2 separate regions of the Homo sapiens genome follow, and region 2 is linked to region 1. A link is an interaction called in ENCODE POLR2A ChIA-PET data of the cell type or tissue named here. Cell type or tissue: GM12878. All regions are shown on one strand. Each heading gives the region's core, and the rest is flanking DNA. Links, peaks and the distances in the headings are about the cores only.

Region 1 (8,097 bases), core at 1,006-6,005:
TTTTATCAATGGAAAACTGAGGCTTAGAGAAAGGATATCATTTACTGAAGGTCATACAGACACTAAATGGCTGAGGTGGGATCTGAAGATGAGTCTGTGTGGTAGGCAGAAAAACAGCCCCCTCAAGATGTCCACATCCTAATCCACAAGACCTTTGAACGTATTCCTTTACTTGGCAAAGGGACTTTCAAATGTGATTAACTTAAGGACCTTGAGATGGGGAGATTATCCCAGTTATCTGGGTGGGCCTGATGTAAACACATGGATCTTTATGAAGGAAAGCGGGAAGTAGGAGAGTAAGAGAAGGAGACAAGATAATGGAGGAGGTCGGAGTGGCCACGAGATGCAGACAGCCTCCTGCAGCTGGAAAAAGCAGGGACGTGGATCTGCGCCTAGAACCCTCAGAACAAACACAGCTCTGCCGAGCCATTTCAGACTTCCAAACTCCAGAACTGTCAGATAATACATTCGTATTGTTCTAGGTCCCTAAGTTTGCAACAATTTCTTAGAGCAGCCATAGGAAGCTAATACACATCCAGATACAAGGAGTGGCAGAAAGAAAAGAAGTCTCAGTGGTTTTGTCAATAATTCATTTACAGGTCATGGCTAGCCATTTCTGGTTTTCTACAAGGATTTAGGGAACTAATTATTTTTTAATGTTCAGAGCTTGAATGCTTACCACTGAGTTAAATGACCTCTCTCTACCTCCACCCTGAAAAATGCCTCTTGTTTGAAGGTTGTTTGTAGCTAGAATTTGGGTTTCATAGGGACTGCAACATAGAGACTGCAAAGTTTATTTGTGCTGGAAATTATTAGTGAGGCTAGTTGAATATCACCTTTCTAAAAGAGTGAGTGGGTGAGGACTGGTTCACAGGGGTGTTGGTTTGAGTGCAGGTGGCTACTTGAAAGAGGAGGGACCTATGTGGCTTACTATGGTTAGATGGGGGTTCTGACCTAGCTGAGGAAACCAAGTGGAGAAGCCACTTTGTACTTTAGTTTTACAGTTAGTTTGATTATTTTTATTTTTATTTATATTTATATTTTTATTTTTATTTTAGATGGAGTCTTGCTCTGTCGCCAGGCTGGAGTGCAGTGGCACGATCTTGGCTCACTGCAACCTCTGCCTCCTGAGTTCAACCAAGCCTCCTGACTGGGCTTCCCGAGTAGCTGGGACTATAGGCATGTGCCACCACACCCAGCTAATTTTTGTATTTTTAGTAGAGACAGGGTTTCACCATGTTGGCCAGGAGGGTCTCAATCTCTTGACCTCGTGATCTGCCCAACTTGGCCTCCCAAAATGCTGGGATTACAGGCATGAGCCACTGCGTCTGGCCCAGTTAGTTTGATTTTTACAGCCTGTAGGGGAGAGAAGGGATCCTACAGATACTAATCTAGCACCTTCATTTTACAGATGAGCAACCTGGTCCGGGGGAGGAGAACTGACTTAGCCAAAGCAGACAGGGGGTCCTGGCCAGGATTAGAGCCCGAACCCAACCCCAGCTCCTTGCTATGCCCACTTCCTTCATCTCTCTTCCCACACCACTTGGTGTGGTTCTGTGTACACTAATTGGACATTTCCCATAAACAAAGTCATGGTTTGGTCACTGTTCAGAAGGTGGTATTTGTAGACTCAGATCACCAAGTGATATCCTCACTTCAATAAGTTGTCCTGTGATTCTTGGTTAATAAAACCCATGCTGTTATAACAAGTTTATTTCAGAGCCACATGTGTTATTAAAATAAATTACTCTGTTCTAGCACACTTTTGGCATGTTTGGTTCTTATAGAAGAGCCTGTGCTAGCAGTGGTAAGTTTAGCTACCTACCAGTTGGATCACATATAAATCTACCCAAATCTTGACACAAGACAGTAAAATCTAGGCCAAAGGGCACTCTTCCACCCATGCCCCAAACTCACACATGCCTTATTGCTCTTAGCAAGCAGACTCGAAATTAATGAACACAGAATCATATCCATGGTGGGATTGTGGATTTCAATCGTGGCCTTGCAGTGTAGGCACCACAGGTTATTTCTTACCAATCAGGAAACAAACCCAGAGTGTTTAAGGAATAGGCCCAAAAGGTCACACAGCCTGCTGTTATCAGAGCAGGCCAGGGCCCAGGTCTCCCCCCCTTTACACTCTGTGGACTAGTGTGACTCTGTGGATCATCGGCATCAGAATTACCCTGAGTGCTTGCTAGAAATAGAGAATTCCTCGAGACCAGCCTGGCCAACATGGTGAAACCCATCTCTACGAAAAATACAAAAATTAGTTGGGCATGGTGGCAGGCACCTATAATCCCAGCTACTTTGGAGGCTGAGGCAGGAGAACTGCTTGAACCTGGGAGGTGAAAGTTGCAGTGAGCCAAGATCGCACCATTGCACTCCAGCCTGGGCGACGAGAATGAAACTCCGTCTCAAAAAAAAAAAAAAAAAAAAAAAAGAAGAAGAAGAAAAAAAGAAATAGAAAATTCCCTGGCCTTCTGGGGTGGTTGGGGGAATTGGGAGGGAGCATGTGGCTGAGGAAACTGAATGTTTAACAAGTTCCTCCTGTGACTCTGAGATACCGTGAAGTTCGTAAACCTCTGAAAATGCTCACTGTCAGTGGTTCTCTACTCTCACTCTACATAAGAACTAGATGAAGCATCAGAAAAACCCAAAAACAACAACAACAAAAAATCCTGGGCCCAATCCCAGTATTCAGTTAATTTGGATGGTGCCAGGCAATTGTATAATTTTGGAAAATGGCTCAAATGATTCTAATGTGCAGTCAGAGTTGGAAACCCATGGCCATTGTGAACAGTGGTACCAAATGCTATACCTGAAAGGGCAGCCACCCTGTAATTCTACCCTAGCCTTCTGGCCATGTCCTAGCTTGCAAGCTCTGAGGAGGTAGGGCAGGACTCTGAAGAATAGAGAATGAATGAGGAACAAGGTTGCATCCTTTGAAAACTCCAGAGCTTTGATCAGTTACCTCACCCTCAATTCAATCCCCCATCCAGGAACTGCCCATGCCCTGACATCCTCCCTTGACTTATTCCCAAAGATCTCACACTGTGTTCCCTCTTTTAGACCCTTCAGAACAAAATCTGAAGATGTTAGCCCTTTTAGGCCCAACATCTCTATGCTGTGCTGGTATCAAGCAAAGCCTCCAAGATGTTTCCAATTTGTGAACATAGTGCATCTTGTAATTGATTTGTTCTTCTCTTTTCTCTATCTACTAGGAAGCTCAGAGCCAAATCTGAGGCACACCTTTAGCAGTCATACAGCACCTTATGGCATACATTTGCTATACCTTATTTTCCTGTCATAGCTTTTCTTTCATTTGTTTCTGTTTACCTATTTTTTACAGAGAAATGTCCTTTTTTGATTTATTCTGACATGCTATAAATGAATTAATTACACTATTTAAAGACTTTTCATCAATACATTTCTCTTTCTCTTGGGTCAGACAGAGAAAAAGAAAAGAGCATGCAAGAAAGATGGAGAGAAGAAACACATGCACACAGATAATATATAGAAGTGGGAGGAGGCGAGGGAGGGTTCGTGATCATATCAGCCTTACACAGGGTGGTGCTCTCCAAGGGGCAAGAGTCAACCTGCTTATTATAACCATTTCACAAGGATCTTAAAGGAACTTCCTTCTATGGTCAAACCCTTTTGTTCTTACTCAGAATCAGTCTAGCTGTTAAGTCTGTGGCAGCTGGAGCTACAAAACCAAGGCCTGAAAGTTGCAAAACTAGGTACTGTGACTGTGAGTCACCTTTCCCCTTCACACACATACACCCCACAAAATTGATTTTAACACACATAAAAATTGAGAAAACACTATAATACTAAATCTAAGATGATTTACAAAGGAATATTACTTAACGAATGGCTTGAAGTAGTTTTTTAAAAGCTTGGAGAGATTTTGATTTCATAATGAGTCAACAAGTCATTTTTTCTGCCATTAAAAAATCTCATTTCTTAATAAAAACACTTAGTTTTTCATGACCTTATAAATAAAAAAGCTCCCATTTCAAAGTAAAAATGAAATCTAAGATTATATAGACGTTTATGTCATTACTTTTATCTAAGCAACATACATACATGCTCAAGTAAAGCAAAAGGTTAAGTAAATTTCTGCAATAAATAGGCTGCTTTTGAAATGCAAAGAACATTATAAAGAATGCAGAATCTTAAGGGTAATCAAGCAGTCATTAAGTTTTTCTTAAGTATTCACTTTAGATGTTGTTATTTCTGGCACAGGTAAGCAGCAGAGTGTTTTTTTTTGTTTTTTTGTTTTTTTTTTCCAGACAGCGTCTCATTCTGTCATGTAGCTGGAGTGAAATGGCATGATCAAGGCTCACTGCAGCCTTGACCTTCCCACGCTCAGGTGACCTCCCTCCTCAGCCTCCCTCATAGCTGGGACTACAGGCATTGCCACCAGCTAATTTTTGTATATTTTGTAGAGATGGTCTTTTGCCATGTTGCCCAGGCTGGTCTCGAACTCCTGGGCTCAAGTAATCCAGCTGCCTCAGCCTTTGAAAGTGCTGGGATTACAGGTGTGAACCACTGTACCCCACCATAGCAGCAGAATTTTTTATGTGCTCAAATACTGGAATCTTTGGTTACTGCCATATCAGCAAAGAAGCCAACCATTTTAAGAATGTTTTATGAGAATGTTCATTAAAAAAAAAAAAAAAGAATGTTTTAAGTGAACACCTTGCAAATCCTAAGGATAGCTATCTATTTTTTTAACCTTGTATGTATTTTAATAAGCTGCCTCAAACATGCTTTTTGAAATCAGGGAAGATATAGAAAAATTAATAACAGCAACTGATAGGATTCAATTCATCACACTGAAACATGTTTTTGTAAATGAGATAAAAATCCTTTCCTGACTACAGGGTCATCTCACCTGTTAGTTCTTTTCACTACAGGGGAGAAAACAAACAAACCAGCAAAAACCTTTTCCTCTGCCCTCTTAGGTTCAGTGTCTGGGGCCTGAGAATTAAACTGGCAAAAGACAGATTAACAGGGGAAAAAGCATCTATTTTATGGACAAAGGAAACGGGTTTGGGCTTCTGGGGGTGAAAAATTGTAGGAAAGTGACTAGGAAGTATACAGGGAAAGTAATGGAAAGCAAGGGTTGCTTTAGTAAGGTGTCTTTATGCCAACTCATCTCAGTGCCAGTTTTCTGTCTCTAGTGATAGGTTACTTTCTTCATTCTGATACAGGAGAAGGGTGGAAATTTATGCCACCTTCACAAAGGGAAATTTATGTCCTGCTTCTAGGCAGAAAAGGAAAGGGCAGAGAGCTCTTCTTACAACTGCTATTTCTCCATTGCTTTCAGCCCAAAATAATCATATGCCAAGGTGGCATACTTTGGGGTGGTATAACCTGATCCCCTTCACCATGTCACTTAAATTCTCTCTTGTCCTGTTGCTGTGCTCAGAGATGCCCTGGGGTTTCAGTGTTGATCTCCCAGAAGAGCCATACATATCCTGTAAGAAACTATGCTCTGTTGGTTAAGAAACAGCCACCTAGATAAAGTTCAAAGAATTCTGCACTCCAGATTGTGTATGTTCCTAAATGTGGTTTGGCCTGGAGAAACAAGGACCAGGAAATCATGGAAAGCCAGGCAGATGGGAGTTAGAGAGCCTGGCAAGGGTCCTAAACAAGTGCTCCGTGCCTACCCTCCCACTACCCCCTGCCCATCTCTCCAGGAAGTGGTACTCAAACTCGAGCATGTGTTAGAATCACCCAGAAGGCTTATGAAAACAGATCCCAGGTCTTTGCCCACAGAATTTCAGATTTAGTAGATCTAGAATGCCCAGTAATTTGCAATTCTAACACGCTCTCTAGATGTAGCCTTGCTTCTGGTCAGAGACACCCTGAGTAGCACTGCTCTAGGGTGGTGAGACTCTCTGTCTTCCAGACAGGCTTTAAACTGACAAAAGACAGATGAACAGAGGAAAAGGCATTCATTTTATGGATGTTAATATTTTTACATAAATGGGGGCTTCACAGAAAAGAAGTGAAGAGCCAAAGAAGCAGTTAGACCTGGAGCTTATATATCATTTTAACAAAGGGGGATAAATTGTGGCCAGGTGATTAGATAAAAGAAAGGGGTTTGGGCTCCCCACTCTTTCTCCAGTGGGGAGAAAGAAGCTGCTGTGGGTGAAGTTTTACTGGGGATCTGGAGGAGGAGAAGGGGCCATGCTCATATCTGTATCTAGGTGCTAGAAAGAGAACAGCTGAGATTTTCCATAAACTGTCAGTACTAGTCAGGCTGAATCAGAGTGAATCTTTGGAATAGAAAAAAAATAAAGATTTTGCTTTCTCATCATCATAACACTCTTCTATTCAGTCTAGGCATAGCTAGTGCAACCTTTTGCTCCACCCAACCAGCTCCATTCCCTTTATCAATTATTTATAATATGCTTGGGTCACTCACGGGAGAAAAACACTGTCAGCATCAAGAGGTAGCAGAATTTTCAAAATACATTTTGCTGTCTTGAACAAAAAGTTTAACTATTTATTAGTCAGTAGTTCCATATGGTCTTATACTTTTTTCTGAGTCACAGTTTCACTGTGTCGCCCAGGCTGGAGTGCAGTGGTGTGATCTCCACTCACTATAACCTTCACCTCCTGGTTTAAGTAATTCTTGTGCCTCAGCCTGTAGCTGGGACTACAGGCGTGCGTCACCATGCCTGGCTAATCTTTCATATTTTTGGTAGATATGGGGTTTTGCCATGTTGCCCAGGCTGGTCTAGAACTCCTGACCTCAGGTAATCCACTCTCCTCAGCCTCCCAAAGTGCTGGGATTACAGGTGTGAGCCACCACACCCGGCCTGGTCTTATTACTTCTATACATAAGACAGGATCTTTCAACATTTATGTAGGTTAATATTTCCCATGTTTTTTGAGGATTCCCAAAAGACTTTGGGGGTTGCCAAAAAACTTTTAGGGGTTGAATCTTTTCGCAGTAACAGAAAGGGGAAACATCAATCCATGAGAGTTCAGACCAGCAGTTTAATAACACCCTCTTTCATAGCTCAGTTCCCAGTGCATGAAGAGATTCAAAGCAATCTTCTTGTTCTCAGTTCTTAGAAAGAAAAATTTGAGAGAGATAAAAGCAGTAATTATCTGTATTATTTAATAACTTAAATGTAATAGCCTAAGAAAAAACAGATGTCAAAAATATATAGTCTAAAAAAATAGAAGCTAAATCCTTTCCTCCTAGGATGTCTGAAAAGGAGAGACTCTATGGAGTATGGATGAAGCAAAAAAGGAGTGATTCCTACTGTGAAAGATGAACTGTGGACATAGTCACTCCAGACCACTGAGAGCAATTAGCCAATTTCATTGTCACCAGGAGGGCACATACCAGAGAATCTGGGAGAAAGCCTGGGCTAGAGCCCTTAGCATTCTCAGGCTTACTGGTGCTGTGATTCAACAGCCTTTGAGGGGATGAGGAGAACCAAAGACCACCACCATCACTTGTAAAAAGGATACTATAGCAACAACACAACTGTCAAAAATCACCTAGAGCTTAGACTGTATGCTGTTTGAAATCCAGCCTGAGTTGCTTTCTTGTGGAGGTATTGAGACATGTGCAGAGATACCTTAAATATGTGCAGGGGGCCCTTCTTTTTAAAGGACACTTCATGAGCTCTTTCTGCTCATTAGTTTTCCTAAGAGTTCACCATTTAAGCTAGAAAGATGCTGCAAGCTATCTCAGCTAGCTTCTAATTTGGACATAGCCCCAATACTACACACACAATTGAACAAGTGAAGAATCTTCCTGATTCTTCTTTGGACTGAATAGGTGTGATCTTGTTAAGAAAAATATGTAGACTTAGGGCCAGATTTTATCAGTCTCCATCCCAGAAAAATGGTGGAGCAAGCCTGGGCTCTTGCATAATTAAATGACTGGCTTTGCCACAACCTTGTACTGTCTTATCCTGGCAGCAACTGCTTCGATTTATCATCTTCCTGCTGGACTAATGGTTCTCCAGAGATGTCATCAATCCCATGTACACCAGGTGGATTGAAGCCCAGGTTATATACCCTGCTGCAAGGAGGGTGAATCCAACGTCGGCTGAGACA
Region 2 (8,097 bases), core at 1,235-6,234, 100 kb after region 1:
AGCAATTCAAAATAATGATATAATCAAAACATCTTAATACAGTAAGCAGTTAAAAAGCTGATTAAACTAACAGAGGTAAAATGACCTAAGATGACACACTGATAGAGGAAACCACAGAGAATCGCTTGAACCAGGAAGTCAGAGATTGCAGTAAGCCAGGATTGTGCCACTGCACTCCAGTCTGGCGGCAGAGCGAGACTCCGTCTCAAAACAAACAAACAAACAACAACAACAACAACAACAACAAAACCCTAATTTTAATTTTGGTTTCAATTTGTTATGTTGCAGTACTTTATTTCTTATCCCTTAGTTTCTCCATTGGTTAGATGGAGAAGTATAGTTTTTTCAGAGGTATGTTAAGGATCAGTGAGTTTTTTCTTATGTTTGAAAACAATGTAATATAAGTCTTAGCAGCTGGATTCTGGAGTTCTTCTGCAAAGCAGCCTTTAAAATCAATCATGCATATGAAATGGGAGCAAGGGCACACTGCATGGAAGATTTTTTTTTGGTTATTGTTGAAAAGCAGACTTAGGGTAACTAAGGCTGTTAAATTATTTTTAAAACTTATGTTATTGAGACTCAACACATTAGTTTTTAAAAATACTTCCTGTAACTTTCTGTCATAATTATGTACAAAAGATAAGTCATATAACATTAGATTTCTCTCTTAAATGTTAAATGAAAAGACTTTTTAGGAAAAAGTAACTATTAGGAAAACTGATATTCACTTTTCAGTCTAATAGTCTTTCTTTGATTACAAAACAGATAAAGGAAAAAGAATTTTACCAATTTAACAAAGTCGTAAGTAAATGTTAAAGTTGATATAAAAGCTTAAATCACCAATATTCTATAATTATCACTAAAAAATCCAACAATTTCCCCTACATGACAAATATATAATGCATCATAACAATACAACAGGGATAAACGTAAGTTTTCACTCTCATCAAACATAATGATGCAAATACTATTACTTGGTTTTCCACTTTTCAAATTCTTGTAGGCTTAATCATGTGCCACTTTCATTAAGACCAAATCCAAGATTTATTTCAAGGTTTTAAGTAAATGGAAAGAGTGCTAAGGGTCAATAATAGATGTTTTTATGCCATTTTTAATTGATTTTCCTATTCATAATTCAGTGTTTTTCACCAGAAGCGACTGACCTGCTTATTTGAAAACAATAAAAATGGCTAAAACAGTAAGCTGTATCATTCAATCCTCACAACTCTACAAGGAAGGTACTATTATTACCCCACTGTACAAATGAGAAACTGGAATCATGGAGAAGTTAAATACCTTACCCCACAGAGTTAATCAGTGGTAGAGCTGGCATTCAAACCCAAGTAGGTAGCCTGGTTGCAGAACCCTTGTGTTTAACCACTATGCAGATTACTGGTACCCACTGAATCAAGGTCTTTTGGAGGATGAAACCAACAATCTTCATTTTAAATAAAGGTATCACATTATTTTTATACTATCTAAAGTTTGAGAACCACTGACATAACTCTTAGGAAAAAGTGGCACACATTTGGTTAGACCCTTTACAATATACAGTCGTCCCTCGGTATCCGTGGGGTACTGGTTCCAGGACTCACCTCTGAACCCTGCGGATACCAAAATCCAAGGATGCTTAAGACCTTGATATAAAGTGGTATAGTATCTGCATATAACACATCCTCCCATATACTTTAGGTCATCTCTACATTACTTATAATACCTAATACAATATAGTTGTGATATAAATTGTTGTTATATCATATTGTTTAGGGAATAATGACAAGAAAAAAAATCAGTACATGTTTAGTACGGACACATTTAAGAAAATATTTTCAATCCAAGGTTGAATGCACAGATGCAGAACCTACAGATACAGAGGGCTGACTGTACACACACACACACACACACACACACACACACACACACACACCCCCACCCCACCCTGCCACACATACAAATCCAATCCACCATTTGAATGCTCACAGTGTATACTCTAAATAGGAGTAGGATGATTATTTTCTAAACCTGGGTGCAGATATTAGGTGTGTATATAAACATGGATTCTTTCTGAAGCAAATAGGGGGGCAAGTTCAAGTTCTAGCTTTAAAAAAAGTCAACAAAAACATTGTCAAACTAAAAAGCAGCTGAGGTCAAAACATTTTTAAAAACTCATTAGGACTTAAAAAAAAAAAACTTCACAATTTAACCCTTTCATTTATCTCTATCTAAGCATGCTTTCTGTCAATTTAAAGAAGACTGGTCCTTTGGCAAACTGGTCAGGTTTTACAAAAGGGATCTATTATCTATCCAAAAACAGGTTCATTATTTTCAGAAGCAAGATATTTCAGAATGAATAATATGAAGATCTTCTGACTAAATATTTCTATATTTTTATGTTTAATGCTAGAAATGTGATATTTAAAACACCTTGAACAAAACAAATAATTTACAGAATCTGAGGTGCTAAATACCATATCGCTAGAACTTTTGGGCAGGGAATGAATTCACTTTATTATATAATAGTCTTCTTACATGTGGAAGACTCAAATAAAGTAACACACTACATAAAATTATTTTGAGAGACAAAACTAAGTTTTGCATTTAACAGCAAAGTTTACTAGTGACTAGCACTATCTCCTATTTTATTAATGTGTGTATTTGAAGCAAATGATCTATTTCCCTGTGAGACAGTTGCCAAGTTTCTTTATGAGTAATGCCGTGGTATTCATATTGTAAACTAGGCATAAGAACCACTGTTTTCATGAGACTATTACTCCTCTCTATCCTCTCTCTCTCTCTTCTTCCCTCTCTGTTTTCTCTCCCTCTAGGACACCTTGAGAACCAGGAAGAGACTTATTTATTTATTTATTTATTTATTTATTTATTTATTTAGAGACAGAGTTTCCCTCATTGCCCAGCCTGGAGTGCAATGGCGTGATGTTGGCTCACTGCAACCTCTGCCTCCCAGATTCAAGTGATTCTCCTCTCTCAGCCTCCCGGGTAGATGGGATTACAGGCACATGCCACCACACCCGGCTAATTTTTTTTGTATTTTTAGTAGAGATGGGGTTTCATATAGGTCAGGCTGGTCTCGAACTCCTGACCTCAGGTGATCCGCCTGCCTCGGCCTCCCTAAGTGCTGGGATTACAGGTGTGAGCCACTGGGCCCGGCCAAGACCATTTTAAACAGCTCAATCTGGCAAAATATTTTGACCATGACCCATGGTCAGCAACACATTTTACAATGCATATCCTTGTGTACACACATACAATTGAAACCAAAGTTTCACGAAACAATATATGTGAGTGTACATATTCACACTGCTATGTGTAGCACACTTACTATATGTAATTGTGCTGATTTCTTTTCTAGTTTAATTTTGTTAGCTTAAAAAAGAAACACTGGTCATGCAATCTGCTAAAATGATTTCATGCCTCACTAATGAATACCACTGCAATTTTAAAAAACACTGGCTATGCAGCCTGTGCTACTTAATATATGGAAAAGTCTATTCACTAAGATGGGTATAGAGGAAATATTAACAATGGGCCAGATTTGCTCTAACATCTACATTCCCAGGGCTGATGCTTTGAGGACTGAGAAAAACAAAAGTCGGAGAAATAGTAAACACAGGTGTGACAGCAGTGGACGCGTGATGATGTAATACTAAAGCATTAAAATATGTTACAAGAAGTGGTATAAAGGCCTCTAAGTAAACAGTAAAATTGTTATTTTTTTATTAACTACTCTGCAACCAAGGTTATATAATATATAAAAGGATTTTGTAGAAATGTTTGTAATTCATCCTAAGAATATCATTAAAAATATTCTATTCTACAGTACTAAGAGAAAAACATGTCTATTTTCTTTAACTGTTGATTTAAAAATGTTAAATTTTTACCAGTTAGTAACTTCCATAAAAACACTCTCCAAAATAGAATTTTTACTGAAAATGAATGTGTCCACATTTTTAGATATATCTAACTATTAAACTCACATTATATATTATCAATATTTTCATAGCTATTGTCCCTTTATTTTCATCTCTACTTGACTTGAGACTCACAAATTCATCTGAACACCACTTTTATCTTTTGGTCATTAGGTATGAGTTTATAAAACTTTTGAAAATTGACTAGACACATGAATACAAAGACGTTTTTAAAGAAAGTGTTTATTGAAGAAAATACATCTTTTATAAAATAGAAAATAAAAGCATTAATTAGGGTGAGATTCTCTGCTTAGTATTAGCTACAAATAAAAAACTCTTCACTTAATCATATGGCAGTACAGATAATTACTTTTTCTTTCCACAGAAATGTTTAAAGACCATTTCAATTAACCTTTACTTAATATTCTCTCTGAAGATCATATACAGCTAAGAGTTGAAAGATTTGTTTTCCAAGTTAATAAATCTACCATTTATTTCTACAGTGCCCAAATAAATGAAAACGAACTATCTAGGCACTATTACCATCTCCAAATTATGATTTGTTCTTGGAAGAGTTTCATTCACACATTTGCTTTTATGTATTATATATATATACATACACACACACACACATATACTATATAGTATATATATATTATTTCTATTAAACTGCTTCTAGGAAATGTACTAGTAGAGATTAAGATATAAAAAAGGGTTTTTATTATTAAAAGACAAAAATAGAGGTAAAAATTACGAAATACTAGCAGATTAAATCTTGGTTACATCTGCACTTGCAGGGAGAAAAGTCACTGTCAGAAACATTTCATTACAAGTAAGTGTGCTACAGTTTCTTGGAATTCAGCCAAACTCTCGAGGAATGATATGAACACTGAAACAAAAAATTGAAAAATTTCGAGACAAAGTTGAAACATTTACCTGAAACTCTGGTACAGTAGGTGACTTTATGACAGTTTTCCTCTTCTTTGTGATTGCTTTTTTAGAGACGGATTTTTTTCCTTTCAAGATTAAAAGAGAAAACCTTCATAATGCTGTTTATAGCACTTCATTAACAAAAAACAAATTACGCAGATCCTTGAAAGTTAAATTGTAACTAACAGATGGCTGCTAGTGAGTCAAATAAAAATGATGAATCAAAACAAGCCCCAGTAAAAGCAAACATTAAACTATTAACTACCTGTTAACAGACATATTAACAAATGCTGTTTTATGTTTATATGAACTGAACGATTACCATCTCCAATGTGTTATACGGTAGAATCTACTGCAAGATTAGGCAAAAAAGTCACATTACTACTGCTTAATTAAAATCTACATTTGCAACTTAAGATGAGACTACATAGGGAAAAAAACCTTACCTTTAACATTGACTTCGCAGTCAGGAACTTGCATAAGAACTACAGCTGAAGACTATGGTCTCTAGCCAGCCTAATGTGAAAATCCCCTTAAGTAGCTTAGGTAACAAAGTTTTTCTACTCCTTTAGCTCTGCACTCACCTAATAGGCTGCCCTTGGCGGTATCAATACCCAAAGTTTTAAAAGAAGATAAACATCTCCCTTTAAAGTGCACCTAGTTATTTGTGGAATCAGAAACCACTGGAAAAAAATAAACCTCATACTTAGAGCCAATTCACAGTATACACTGAAATATATCTACTTTTTGTATTTAACGTGACAAAAAAATACATACATGCATAAAAATTCTATTTTTAGACCAGGCGCGGTGGCTCACACCTGTAATCCCAGCACTTTGGGAGGCCAAGGCAGGCGGATCACCAGAGGTCAGTTCGAGACCAGCCTAGTTAACAGGGCGAAACCCCGTCTCTACTAAAAATACAAAAATTAGCCGGGTGTGGTGGTGCGTGCCTGTAATCTCAGCTACCTGGGAGCCTGAGACAGGAGAATCATGTGAACCTGGGAGGTGGAGGTTGTAGTGAGCCAAGATCGCACCATTGTTCTCCAGCCTGGGCAACAATAGTGAAACTCTGTCTCAAAAAAAAATAATAATAAAATAAAATTCTATTTTTAGTTAGAAACACATTAAAAGTTTTCCCCCAATTTGTAATTAGCAAAATCAATTAACAAACTGCTAATTACTCAACAAATACTAGATACAGGACACTGTACAAGCTACGGGGACAACAAGGAAGTAAAAAATTATAAAAAAGAAAAATCCTATCCTCTAGGAGCTTACAATCTACACAAGGGCACAAAAAATATTCAGCAATACTTTTCTGTCATTTTTAGTTCACAATCATTTGCAGACTAAAATCCACTTAAATGTCAATATTTTTTTCAAAAGGGAAAATGAATGCGTACATAAAGTAACTTTGCTGTACATAATCCTAATGCTCCTTTCCAAACATTTTCCTATATAAATATAATCATCTTGCAAGAAATATGTCAACTCAATTGACACAATTCCAGTTTATAATTTGTTTTTTGTATTACTTTTTAATCATATCGCAGAACTGTAATTTATAAAATTTCTAACTTTTGGCTCAATGAAATCCATGTATACTATGACTGAACTGCAAATTTTGAGTTGCTGAGGTTCACAGGGGTTTAACTGTCTTATTTTAATAAGTATTGACGGGTATCATTTGACATCTGCTTTCAATTAAATTAAAATAACCCAACATATATTTCTTTATTCACCATTGTTATTTACTTCTGTGCTTACACAGTACCTTATAACAGAAGTATACTCCTACAAAGATAGGTAAGTGGGTGGGCTGCTTAAATAAGCAATACTCAGGGAGAAGTGATTAAATTCTTGATATCTCTATAATACAGCTAGTAATTGATTCCTAAACTGAGTGCCATAAGTATTGCTGAAGGGGGCTCATGAATTTGAATGCCAAGATGCCTTTCCTCTATACACTGCCTTTACCATTTTTTAAAGTTCACAAGAAAAAACTGAATGATCTTGCTGACTTATGTATGGGAAGGTTTTATAAAAACAGTAATTTGGAGGAAATAAAATTCTTCCTCAACCTCTCCCCACCAGCCCTACTCTGATTAGCTTAAAAAAAAAGCGCCATTTGATTTTGTATTCATTTATAAGCACAACAGAGGTCACCCTTGATAGTCCCATGAATTTCATCTTATTGTTACACAGGCACTAAACACAGGTACTAAATTCTCAGTTAACTCTAGCAGCTACTCTATTTGAATGGACTGAGAAGCTAAGGTGGTTACTTGGTATTTCAGTTCACCACGTCATTAGGATGCTTAAATGTTATTAGGAAATTGGAGGTAATGTTACATATTGGTTATAAGCTTGAGTTTTAGAACTAAACTACCTGGGTTTGAGTGCCTGCTACAACCACCTACTATTATAGAGGTCATGTATAACAGCTATCACATACAAGACCTTGAGCAAACTGCTTTATTTCTTTGTGCAGTTTCTTCATCTGTAAAACAAGGGATAATAGTATTACCTACTCTGTGAGAATTAAATGGGTTATAACACCCCAAAAGCTTATACTACTGCTAGGCACATGGTAGGTGATCAATAAATGTTAGCTATTGCTTTAGCTTTAGCTAAGCTATGGTGAGAAAAGCCTAAACAGAAAATCTTTTAATTTTCTTTAAATTCTTTTTACTTACTCCATCTCAGTTCTTCTTATGCATGTCCTCTAAACTACCACTCTACTTTGTACACAAATCAATGAATGTAATACTTAACTTAGAGTACTGTAATTGTCTGTTCTTATGTTTGTCATCCTTACTATACTGTAAATTATTGGTGACAGAAATCACATTATTCACTCTGTATTTACAGCATTTAGCACACATAAGTTCTAAGAAGTGATCCCTAAATACAAGAATCCTACTTTTTTCAGAAATGTCACCAACAGTCTAGGGGGTAGGAAAAGGGATGCAGGTAACTGTTTACAATTCTGAGGGTCCATTTAAGTCTACTTTATAGTGAAGAAAACACTGACAACGATTTTAAATAATTTAAACAATTCACCAAAGAGTTTCAACATGACCTAGTAGTGGTAGTAAGAAGATTAACATTTATTGAGAACCTGCTGTGTGTCAGATACTTAGTAAAGTGGTCTGTATAAATTAACTTATTTATTTCTCAATATAACCCTCCCAGGTAGGTAATAACTCTACTGTAATACTGGATAACTGAAGAT

The links. ChIA-PET counts read pairs that join two places held together with the same protein. Peaks named below come from ENCODE experiments on the same cell type or tissue, not always from the same donor. Only the 100,000 strongest peaks of a DNase experiment are listed, where the experiment ranks them.
Region 2: POLR2A ChIA-PET joins it to region 1 with 6 read pairs; 3 of 35 experiments call an interaction of 5 or more read pairs at or near these places.

Annotation. Positions count from the first base shown.
Region 1 is chr9:5,847,987-5,856,083 of GRCh38, forward strand. It overlaps a transcript of ERMP1 not described here and the pseudogene AK4P4. Among named protein-coding and RNA genes, the nearest start is that of ERMP1, 19 kb to the left of the region's middle. RefSeq lists a silencer at 5,846-5,895. In GM12878, for the core only: a CTCF peak has its summit at 3,580; a DNase peak (open chromatin) is centred at 3,665; H3K27ac peaks cover 2,784 bases.
Region 2 is chr9:5,949,151-5,957,247 of GRCh38, forward strand. It overlaps BRD10 (bromodomain containing 10), which reads right to left. Exons shown (of 8, transcript NM_001017969.3): 4 at 4,866-4,945. Among named protein-coding and RNA genes, the nearest start is that of MIR4665, 55 kb to the right of the region's middle. In GM12878, for the core only: no CTCF peak of the experiment used is centred there; no DNase peak of the experiment used is centred there.